Linked DNA regions of Homo sapiens: region 1 is linked to region 2. Evidence: read pairs that join two places in POLR2A ChIA-PET (ENCODE). Cell type or tissue: Panc1. All regions are shown on one strand. Links, peaks and the distances in the headings refer to the core of each region. The heading gives the core; the rest is flanking DNA.

Region 1 (5,297 bases), core at 672-4,671, 220 kb after region 2:
GTCCTTGTGTTGTAGAGATACATATAGATACGGTAGGGATGAAATTACTCTGGCACTGGCTTCCAAATAATTGGGAGTAGGCAGTGAAGATAAGTAGGTGGGGATTTAGATGAAACAAGATTAGCTACAAATTGATAATTGTTGAACCTGGTGATGGGTTCATGATACATAAATACATACATATACTCTTGTATGAGTTTGAAATTTTCCACAATTAAAATGGGGTGGTTGCCTGGTGCTACTTGGAAGGCTGAGGCAGGAGAATCACTTAAACCCAGGAGGCAGAGGTTGCAGTGAGCCAAGATGGTGCCATTGCACTCCAGCCTGGGCGACAGAGCAAGACTCTACCTCAAAAACAAAGGGATGGGGGAGTGGTAGTTGTTGTGGTGGTTGTTTTGTTATTTTGAGATAGGGTCTTGCTGTCACCCAGGCTGGAGTGCAGTGGCAGGATCACGGCTCACTCCAACCCCAACCTCCCAGACTCAAGTGATCTTCCCACCTCAGCCTCCCACAGTGCTGGGATTACAGGCATGAGCCATGGCACCTTGTCTAAAAAGAGGTATTTTTGGCCTGGCGCGGTGGCTCACGCCTGTAATCCCAGCACTTTGGGAGACCGAGGCGGGTGGATCACGAGGTCAGGAGACTGAGACCATCCTGGCTAACACGGTGAAACCCTGTCTCTACTAAAAATACAAAAAAAATTAGCCGGGCATGGTGGCGGGTGCCTGTAGTCCCAGCTACTTGGGAGGCTGAGGCAGAAGAATGGCATGAACCCGGGAGGCGGAGCTTGCAGTGAGCCAAGATCGCGCCACTGCACTCCAGCCTGGGTGACTGAGCAAGACTCCGTCTCAAAAAAAAAAAAAGTATTTTTGCTGGGCACAGTGACTCATGCCTGTAATCCCAGCACTTTGGGAGGCCAAGGCGGCCAGATCACCTCAGGTCGGGAGTTCCAGACCAGCCTGACCAACATGGAGAAACCCCGTCTCTACTAAAAATAGAAAATTAACCGGGCATGGTGGCAGGCGCCTGTAATCCCAGCTACTCGGGAGTCTGAGGCAGGAGAATCGCTTGAACCCGGGAGGTGGAGGTTGTGGTGAGCCAGGATCGCGCCATTGCACTCCAGCCTGGGCAACAAGAGTGAAACTCCATCTCAAAAATAAATAAATAAATAAAGGTATTTTTAAGTATGGTATTGTCGTAGAAGTTAAAAGTGGGGGAAATCAGTAGAAGAGTTTAAGAGTCCAGAAACACACTCAGCCAGTTATGGTGGCTCATGCCTGTAATCTTAGCACTTTGGAAAGCAGAGGCGGGAAGATTGCTTGAGCCAGGAGTTTGAAATCAGCCTGGACAACATGGCAAGATACAAAAAACTTTTAAAATTAGCCAGGTGAGGTGGTGCGTACCTGTAGTCCCAGCTACTCAAGAAGCTGAGGTATGAGGATCACTTGAGCTTGGGAGGTCAAGGCTGCAGCGAGCCATGATTCTCCAGCCTGGGCGACAGAGCTGGGTCCTGTCTTTAAAAACAAAAACAAAATCCAGAACTCATGTATATCAGAATTTAGTAGGCCAGGCGCAGTGGCTCACGCCTGTAATCCCAGCACTTCAGGAGGCCGGGGGTGGGGGGCGGGGGCAGATCACTTGAGGTCAGGAGTTCGAGACCAGCCTGGGCAACATGGCAAAACCCCTTCTCTACAAAAAATACAAAACTTAATAGGCCTGGCACAGTGGCTCATGCCTGTAATCCCAGCACTTTGGGAGGCTGAGGAGGGGGGGTCACGAGGTCAGGAGTTTGAGACCAGCCTGGCCAACATAATGAAACCCCGTCTCTACAAAAAATACAAAAATTAGCCAGGTATGGTGGTACGCACCTGTAGTCCCAGCTACTCAGGAGGCTGAGGCAGGAGAATCGCTTGAACCCAGGAGGCAGAGGTTGCAGTGAGCCAAGACCATGCCATTGCACTCCATCCTGGGTGACAGAGTGAGACTCTGTCTCAAAAAAAACAAACAAACAAAAACAAAAATTAGCTGGGCATGGTGGTACTCACCTGTAGTCCCAGCTACTCCAGAGGCTGAGGTGGGAAGATCGTCTGAACCTGGAAGGTGGAGGTTGCAGTGAGCTGAAATCAGGCCACTACACTCCAGCCTGGGAGACAGAGCAAGATCCTGTCCCCCAACCCTCCACTAAAAAAAAGAAGAAACAAAACTGGCCATCAAACACATGAAGGTGCTCAGCCTCACTATAATAAAGGAAATTGAAACAAGAAAGTTCCATTTTTCACCCATCAGATTAACCAAAATTAAAAGTTTGATAGTATCAGAAATTTGTAAGGTAACTCAGCAGGTAGGAGTATAGATGGGTGTGGACAACTATTGACAACTATTTTTTTTTTTTTTGAGACAGAGTCTCTGTCTGTCGCTCAGGCTGGCATGTAGTGGCACAATCTCAGCTCACTACAACTTCTGACTCCTGGGTTCAAACAATTCTTGTGCCTCAGCCTCCCTGAGTAGCTGGGATTACAAGCACCTCACAGCATGCCCGGCTAATTTTTTAATTTTTTTTTTTTTTGAGACAAAATTTCGCTCTTTCACCCAGGCTGGAGTGCAATGGCGTGATCTCGGCTCACTGAACCTCCCCCTTCCGGGAAGTGATTCTCCTGCATCAGCCTCCTGAGTAGCTGGGATTACAGGCACCCACTATGACGCCCAGCTAATTTTTTAGTTTTTAGTAGAGACGGGGTTTCACCATGTTGGCCAGGCTGGTTTGGAACTCCTGACCACAGGTGATCTGCCCGCCTCAGCCTCCCAAAATGCAGAGATTACAGGTGTGAGCCACTGCGCTCAGCCTATTGACAACTATTAAAATGTCAAATAAGTATGCCCTATGATGTAGGACTTCCATTTCTAGGTTTCATTCCAAGAGATAACACTCATCCAGTCACACAAATGCCCAGTTGCTGCAGCATTTATTGAGCACCTGCTATGTGCCAAGTCACCATACTAAGTGTGGGGATACCACAGTAAAAAGACAGACAAAATTCCTGTCCTCGTGGAACTGTTATTCTAGGGGAGAAGACAGATGCCAGATGAGATAAATAAGTAAATGATCTAGTGTATTAGCAGGTGATAAATGCAAAACCATTTGCTCGCGAGGCCCTGAAGTGTGGATGGCAATACAAGGAGAAAGGCAGGAGCTGGATAGATGGTGGGGCAAAGGGAGGGCAGGGGTCTGCCTGGGCTGTGACTGTCCCACTTTCAGCACCCACATCACCCAACAACCAGGCATGTGCCTGCCAACAATGGAGTAGACAGGCTTGGGTCAAGGTGGGGGTAAAGGTAGTTTGCCTTATATTAGGAAGGAAGAAGCATCAGAACTATTGTTGTCTGGGGACTACTAGGCAGAAGGTAACTGACTGAATGAATAAATGAATGAATGAGGCAATGCCAGGAGGCCAGGATGTATGCAAGAGCTTCCCAATTCCTTCCAAATGAACAGGAGGTAAGCCTGGTCCAAGAGTTTCCTCTCCTATCATTTTACCTGCTTATGTTAGGCTGAGCTTCAAGTTCTCGTTCTCTGTGAATGGGAGACTATGTGGTCTGAATCACTGAAGCAGAATTTCAGGGCTGGAAAGAAGGATAGACACATCTGGTCCACTCTGTTCACAATTTCAGTTATCATCGAGGGAAGGGAACAAGAGTGGAAATAAGGAAATCAATTAGTAGTTCATTGCAATGTAGTTGTAAGAAATTGGAAACCACCTAAATTTTCACAAATCGAGGAATATTTCAATCAACTGCCTACAGAATGGAACACTAAGCAGCAGTTTAAAAAAGTTCCATGGATCTGGACTGACAGGAGAGGATCTTTGAGATATATTTTTGAGTTAAAAAAAATGAATTGCATGGCTGGGCGCGGTGGCTCATGCATGTAATCCCAGCACCTTGGGAGGCTGAGGCAGGTGGATCACCTGAGGTCAAGAGTTTGGGACCAGCCTGGCCAACATGGTGAAACCCGGTGTCTACTAAAAATACAAAATTAGCCAGGCGTGGTGGTGGGCGCCTGTAATCCCACCACTCAGGAGGCTGAGGCAGGAGAATCACTTCAACCCGGGAGGCGGAGGTTGCAGTGAGCTGAGATCGCGCCACTGCACTCCAGCCTGGGCAACAAGAGTGAAACTCCGTCTCAAAAAAATGAATTGCTGATTGACATAAATTCATTATGACATCATTATGTTTTTAAAATACTCAAAATAATGTTCCACTTTTCCCATGGGTGTGTATAAGTAACCATTAGTACTTACCACATGCTAACCACTATTAGAAGTATTTTACACATATTAACTCATATATCCTAACAATAACCCTATGAGATAGTTAATGTTACCACACCCATTTTATAGATTGTAGAAATTGAGGCTTAAAAAGATTAGACAATTTATCTGAGATCATACAGCTTTTGTGGTGACAAAATCAAGATTTGAGCCCAGGAAGGCCTACTCCAGAGACCAATCCCCTAACCATTGCCTTGGACTGCCTCTCCTATGTGGATATATATATAGAGAGAAAGTTATGGAAAAATTCATAACAAACTAACAAGAATGGGAAATTCAGAGGGGAGAAGTTAAACTGGATTTATACAGAGAAAGGATAGATAATTTGAGTCTTTAATTAAAAAAAAAAAGAATGTTAGCTGGGTGCGGTGGCTCACGCTTGTAATCCCAGCACTTTAGGAGGCTGAGGTGGGTGGATCACCTGAGGTCAGGAGTTCGAGACCAGCCTGGCCAACATGACGAAACCCCATCTCTACTAAAAATAAAAAACTTAGCCAGGTGGTGGTGGGCGCCTGTAGTTCCAGCTACTCGGGAGGCTGAGGCAGGAGAATTGCTCGAATCCGGGAGGCAGAGGTTGAGGTGAGCTGAGATTGCGCCATTGTACTCCAGCCTGGGCAACAAGAGTGAAACTCCATCTCAAAAAATAATGATAAAAATAAATAAATTCAAATCACCCAAATAATACACAGCAACACTCTTTTTTATTTATGTAATTATTTTATTTTATTTATTTTTGAGATGGAGTCTCACTCTGTCGCCCAGGCTGGTGTGCAGTGGTGCCATCTCGGCTACTGCAACCTCCGCCTCCCGAGTTAAAGCGATTCTCCTGCCTCAGCCTCCCGAGTAGCTGGGATTACAGGCATGCACCACCACGCCCGGCTAATTTTCTATTTTTAGTAGAGACGGGGTTTCTCCATGTTGGTCAGGCTGGTCTCGAACTCCCAACCTCAGGTGATCCGCCTGCCTCGG
Region 2 (5,297 bases), core at 598-4,597:
GGAGGAGGGTCCTTAAGGGAAGAGTAAACACTTAACAAAAGATATTTCTGGCAGAAGGCACTGCCTGAGCTCAGGGAAAGAGCTGGGAAAGTTAGGATGTGTTTAGGAACTGGCGTTCAAGAAGAGTGGAGGAAGATGAGGCAGAAAAGAAATTGAACTCAGAGAAAAGTACAAAGAAGCATGTCCCTGAAGGATGATTGCAGCAGTTTGTATCATCTGCAAAGGTGGAAACAACTTAAATGTCTATGCACAAGAGACGGGCTGAGTAAATACATTACTTACAGCCACCACACTGGCAGGCCATAGAGAGGTGGAAATGCCCAAAGTTGGCGAAGATGTGCATCACTGGTAGGAGTGAAAATGAGGAAGCCATCCTGGAGAGAAAGGTGGCAGCATTTAGGAAAAAGAAGGCTGGGCACGGTGGCTCATGCCTGTAATCCCAGCACTTTAGGAGGCCAAGGTGGGAGGATCGCTTGAGCTCAGGAGTTTGAGACCATCCTGGGCAACATGGTGAGACCTTGTCTCTACTAAAAATTTTTAAAAATTAGCCAGGTATGGTGGGGTGTGTGCCTGTAATCCTGGCTACTTGGGAGGCTGAGGCAGGAGAATCACCTGAGCCCGGGAGTTTGAGGCTGCAGTGGGCTGTGATCAGGGCACTGCACTCAGCCTGGGCAACAGAGTGAGACCCTGTCTCAAAAAAAAAAGAAAGAAAAAAAAGGAAGAAGAAGTGTGTGTGTGCCCTATGACAAGGCAATACCACATAGGATGTCCAGTGTGGCACTGTGTGTGTTGATAGGGGCAGAAAGCAACTCAGGTGTCCATAATCAAGAGAGTGGACAAGTGAAATGAGGTAGAGGCAGCTCTGCAGTTCTCTGGAGCTGGAGGAGTAAGGAGCTAGAGGTACCTAGAGTGCTAGAGTGCATGGAGAGATCTGAGAAACATCAGGAGAGGCAAAAATAAAAAATAAAAGGAGGAGACGAACATGACTTACAACTCAATAATGTTTATGTGGATTCAAAACACATGCCCAGGGTCAGGAGCGGTGGCTCATGCCTGTAATCCCAACATTTTGGGAGGCCAGGGCAGGAGGATTACTTGAGGCCAGGAGTTCGAGACCAGCCTGGCCAACCTGGCGAAACCTCATCTCTACAAAAAATACAAAAATTAGCCAGGTGTGGTGGTGCATATCTGTAGTCCCAGCTACTTTGGAGGCTGAGGCACAAGAATCGCTTGAACCCGGGAGGCAGAGGCTGCAGTGAGCTGAGAACATCTCTGTGTGTGTCTTTGGGTACATGTATGTATGCGTTTCTATTGTGTGGAATTACACCCAATGATAGGACTGGAATTGTCAGGTATGCTCAGTTTTAGTTGATACTAATAAACCGGGTATGTGGTTTGGTATTTATTTATGTATTTTTGTTTTGAGACAGAGTGTCGCTCTGTCACCCAGGCTGGAGTGCAGTGGCACGATCTCAGCTCACTACAACCTCTGTCTCCTGGGTTCAAGCGATTCTGCCTCAGCCTCCTGAGTAGCTGGGATTACAGGCGTGTGCCACCACACCAGGCTAATTTTTCTATTTTCAGTAGAGATGGGGTTTTGCCATGTTGGCCAGCCTGGTCTCTAATTCCTTACCTCAGGTGATCCACCCACCTCGGCCTCCCAAAGTGCTGGGATTACAGGCGTGAGCCACTGCTCCTGGTCCCGCTAAGAAGTTTTAAAACACAGAAACACATAAAACAACATGACGCATTTTGCAAGAAATTCTGAGTATTTAAGGACATATCAAATACAGTAGAGAGGGTTTCAGTGAGGTTAAAAGTGAGTGGAGGTGGGAGAAAATGATATAAACAAGAAAGAGTCCTTGCAGACTAAATCATGACCACGTGCTAAGAACTGAGAGGCAGGATTAACTCAACCCACTGTACTACAGTGTATGAAAATGAAACGTAAATTTCAATGTAGAAAATGAGATAAACAAATGGACTATATGGCTAAAATACTACAGAATATATATATATATATATATATATATATATATATTACAGAATATATATATATATATATATATATATATTACAGAATATATATTTATATATTTGAGGCAGGATCTTGCTCTGTTGCCCAGGCTTGAGGGGAGTGGTGCAATCTTGGCTCACTGCAACTTCTGCCTCAGCCCCCTGAGTAGCTGAGACTACAGGTGTGTACCACCATGCCTGGCTACTTTTTGTATTTTTTGTAGAGACAGGGTTTTGCCATGTTGCCCAGGCTGGTTTTGAATTTCTGAGCTCAAGTGATATGCCCCCCTCATCCTCCCAAAATGCTGGGATTATAGGCGTGAGCCACTGTGCTGGCCTCACTATAGAATATTTTGCAGCTATTAGAAAATAGAAAAGAGATCTAAATGTCAATCAAAGCTGTCCAAGAGCAATGCTGCGAAGCACTAGGTTTGTGTGCAATGCCCTCCACCTGCCTTCCTGTCCTACCATCTCACAATAGTCCTGTGGGTTTTCTCTGGGTTGACAGCTATGTCTTTAAATGCATATCACAGTTTTGAAAAGACACACCCAAACTGGGATACTAGAGGGAACTGAGAAGAGGGGGAGGGGGGTAAAAAAGAGCTTAGTCTTCTCTGTAATGTTTTGAGTTTCCGTAAGAAGAATCCATTTATAGAAATTAAAATGAATGAATTTGGTATTAAAAGGTAGTAGTAAAAACCAGCTCAAGGAGGGCTGGAATGTTCTGGGCTTGCACTCTCTTTGGGATCACTTAAGATTTTTCAAGTCAAGCCATGGGCCATCTGTTGCCTGGTGAAAATGGAGGCGTGGGGAGTTGGGAGACATGTCCCCACCTGGTGTCCCCATCTGGCTGCATGACCTTGGGAGGGTCCCATCCCCTTGCCTGACCTCAATGTCCTCATCTGCCCAGTGGGATTCAGATTTTTGTGTTACCCAGGGATGTGGGAGGATGAAGTGAGGGCGCGAGGAGAATCACATGAATGTAAGGGATTATTCTCGGGGTCGGGGAGGAGACAGGGTGGAAGCCTGTCTTCCACCCACCAAGCCCACAAGGGTGCAAAGGAAGTGGAGGGAGGAGCTAGGGACCACCCAGGCGAGCACACAGCCCATCTGCAGCATAGGAGCATGTTCTCAGCAGCTGGGAGGCCCAGCCAGAGCTGGTAGGGCAGCCACCCAGGCTGCTTGGAGAATCCGGACATTAAAGGGGTTCCTCTCACTGCTCTCTCAGTGCAGCTCCAGCCCTGTCACCTCCCCAAGCCCCCATTTTCACCCTCCTGTCCGCTCAACACATACACACGTATCTCAGAGGAATGCACTGCACTTGCCCCTCTTCACCCATCCTATCACCAGAGCCACAGGGGCTTTCACAAGGTAAACCCAATCATATCTGTGCCTGCTCAGCACCCTCCAGCAGCTTCCCAGCATATGAGAACAAACCCAATCCCCGTACTTTAGTGGATAAGGCATGATCCCAGCCCTCACCTTTAAGAATCTGGCCTCAGAGAGAATCTGCCTTAAGTAGAATTCTGACTCTGCTCATTAATTCATTCATTCAAAATTGTTTATCAAGCACCTACTGTGGGAGCCAGGCACTGTTCTAGACATTTGAGAGACATCAGTGAAGAAATGAATGAAAGATTCCTGCCCTCAAGGAGCCTCTCTTCTAGCAGAGGGAGATGAACAATAACCATAAGTAAATTATAAGGCATGCTGGGAGGTGACAAAAGTTATGATGAAAAGAAAGAAAAAGAAAAACTAGAGCAGAGGAAGTTGATCAGGAGTAGCAGGAGGGGCAGAAGTTGCATTTTAAACATGGTGGTCAGGGCAGGCTCCATTGAAAAGGTGCCATTTAAGAAAAGACTGGGCCAGACGTGGTGACTCATGCCTGTATTCTCAGCACTTCGGAAGGCCGAGGCAAGCAAATTACCTGAGGTCAGGAGTTTGAGACCAGCCTGGCCAATGTGGTGAGACCCCTGTCTTTACTAAAAAAATACAACAATTAGCTGAGCATGGTGGCACACACCTGTAATCCAAGCTATTCAGGAGGCTGAGGCAGGAGAATCACTTGAACCCAGGAGGTGGAGGTTGCAGTGAGCCAAGATTGTGCCACTGCACTCCAGCCTGGGTAACAGAGTGAGACTCCATCTTAAAAAAAAAAAAAAAAAAAGCTGGTAGATGGTGAGGGAAGGAACCATGTAGACATCAGGGAAAAGTGCAGGCAGAGGCAGCAGCCAGTGGAAAGACCCTGAGGCAGGACCACGCCTGGCTTGTGTGAGCAGCAGCAGGGAGGTGGGTGATGACCCAGAGAGGGGGACACTTTTCCAGTGAACAAGACAGACAAGGTCTCTGCCCTGGGGAGCTCATGATTACAAAGCAAGGTGTTTAGAGAACAAAGATGGTATGGGAAGTACAGAGACAAGGGAAGTCCAAAAAACTGTGGGGGCCCAGAGAGGACTCTTGACCCTCAGGAGGAGGTAACCCCAAGCTGAGCAGTGGGGGATATGGAATAGTGACACGTGAATAAAGGCATGGGAGAAAATTAATCCAGAACGATGGGGGAGTATGTGCAAAGGCCCTGAGAATCCCACCACTGGTCACCACCCCCACTGCTATCTCTTGGTGCAGTGGCCACCCTCTCCTGCCTAGATGATTATAGCAGCCTCCTCTTGGGTCTCTCACAGAGGGGCAAAGAAGCTAGAGTATACAGTCACTAACGACTCTCTTTTCTTGGTAGGAGTTCACACTCGTGGATATTAATTCACTGCATTCCCCTCTCAACCTGCATCCATGAGCAGAGAGAAGCAGGAAGCCACAGGCATACACAGCAGTGTCTGCAGGTGACCTCTGGGGAGGCCCTAGTGGATTTTGGGTGGGGCACTGCCAGCACCTTCCACAGCCCTGTGTGCTCAATGTCTCCTTCTCCTCTCTGTCCTACCCTCTCCCCCTCACTAATTCTATTCAAATACACTGGCTGTTCCCTCTGCCTGGAATGCTCTTCCCCTAGATATCCACAAGGCTCACCCCCTCATCTCCTCCACACTTCTGTTCAAATGCCATCTCCTCAAAGACACCCTCTCTGACCAGCTTATCTCAAATAGCCCCTCCATTATTCCACCTCCACCTTGTCCTGTGCTATCTTTTCTTTTCTTATCTTTTCTTTTCTCCTTCCTTCCTTCCCTCCTTTCTTCCTTCCTTCCTTCCTTCCTTCCTTTCTTTCTTTCTTTCCTTCTTTCTTTCTTTTTCTTTCTTTCTCTCTTTCTTTTCTTTTCTTTTTTAGAGAA

Evidence for each region. Peaks named below come from ENCODE experiments on the same cell type or tissue, not always from the same donor. Only the 100,000 strongest peaks of a DNase experiment are listed, where the experiment ranks them.
Region 1: POLR2A ChIA-PET joins it to region 2 with 6 read pairs; 3 of 35 experiments call an interaction of 5 or more read pairs at or near these places.

Annotation. Positions count from the first base shown.
Region 1 is chr20:31,732,143-31,737,439 of GRCh38, reverse strand. No RefSeq gene overlaps it. Among named protein-coding and RNA genes, the nearest start is that of TPX2, 4.5 kb to the left of the region's middle. In Panc1, for the core only: no CTCF peak of the experiment used is centred there; no DNase peak of the experiment used is centred there.
Region 2 is chr20:31,954,588-31,959,884 of GRCh38, reverse strand. No RefSeq gene overlaps it. Among named protein-coding and RNA genes, the nearest start is that of PDRG1, 5.2 kb to the right of the region's middle. In Panc1, for the core only: no CTCF peak of the experiment used is centred there; no DNase peak of the experiment used is centred there; H3K27ac peaks cover 2,304 bases.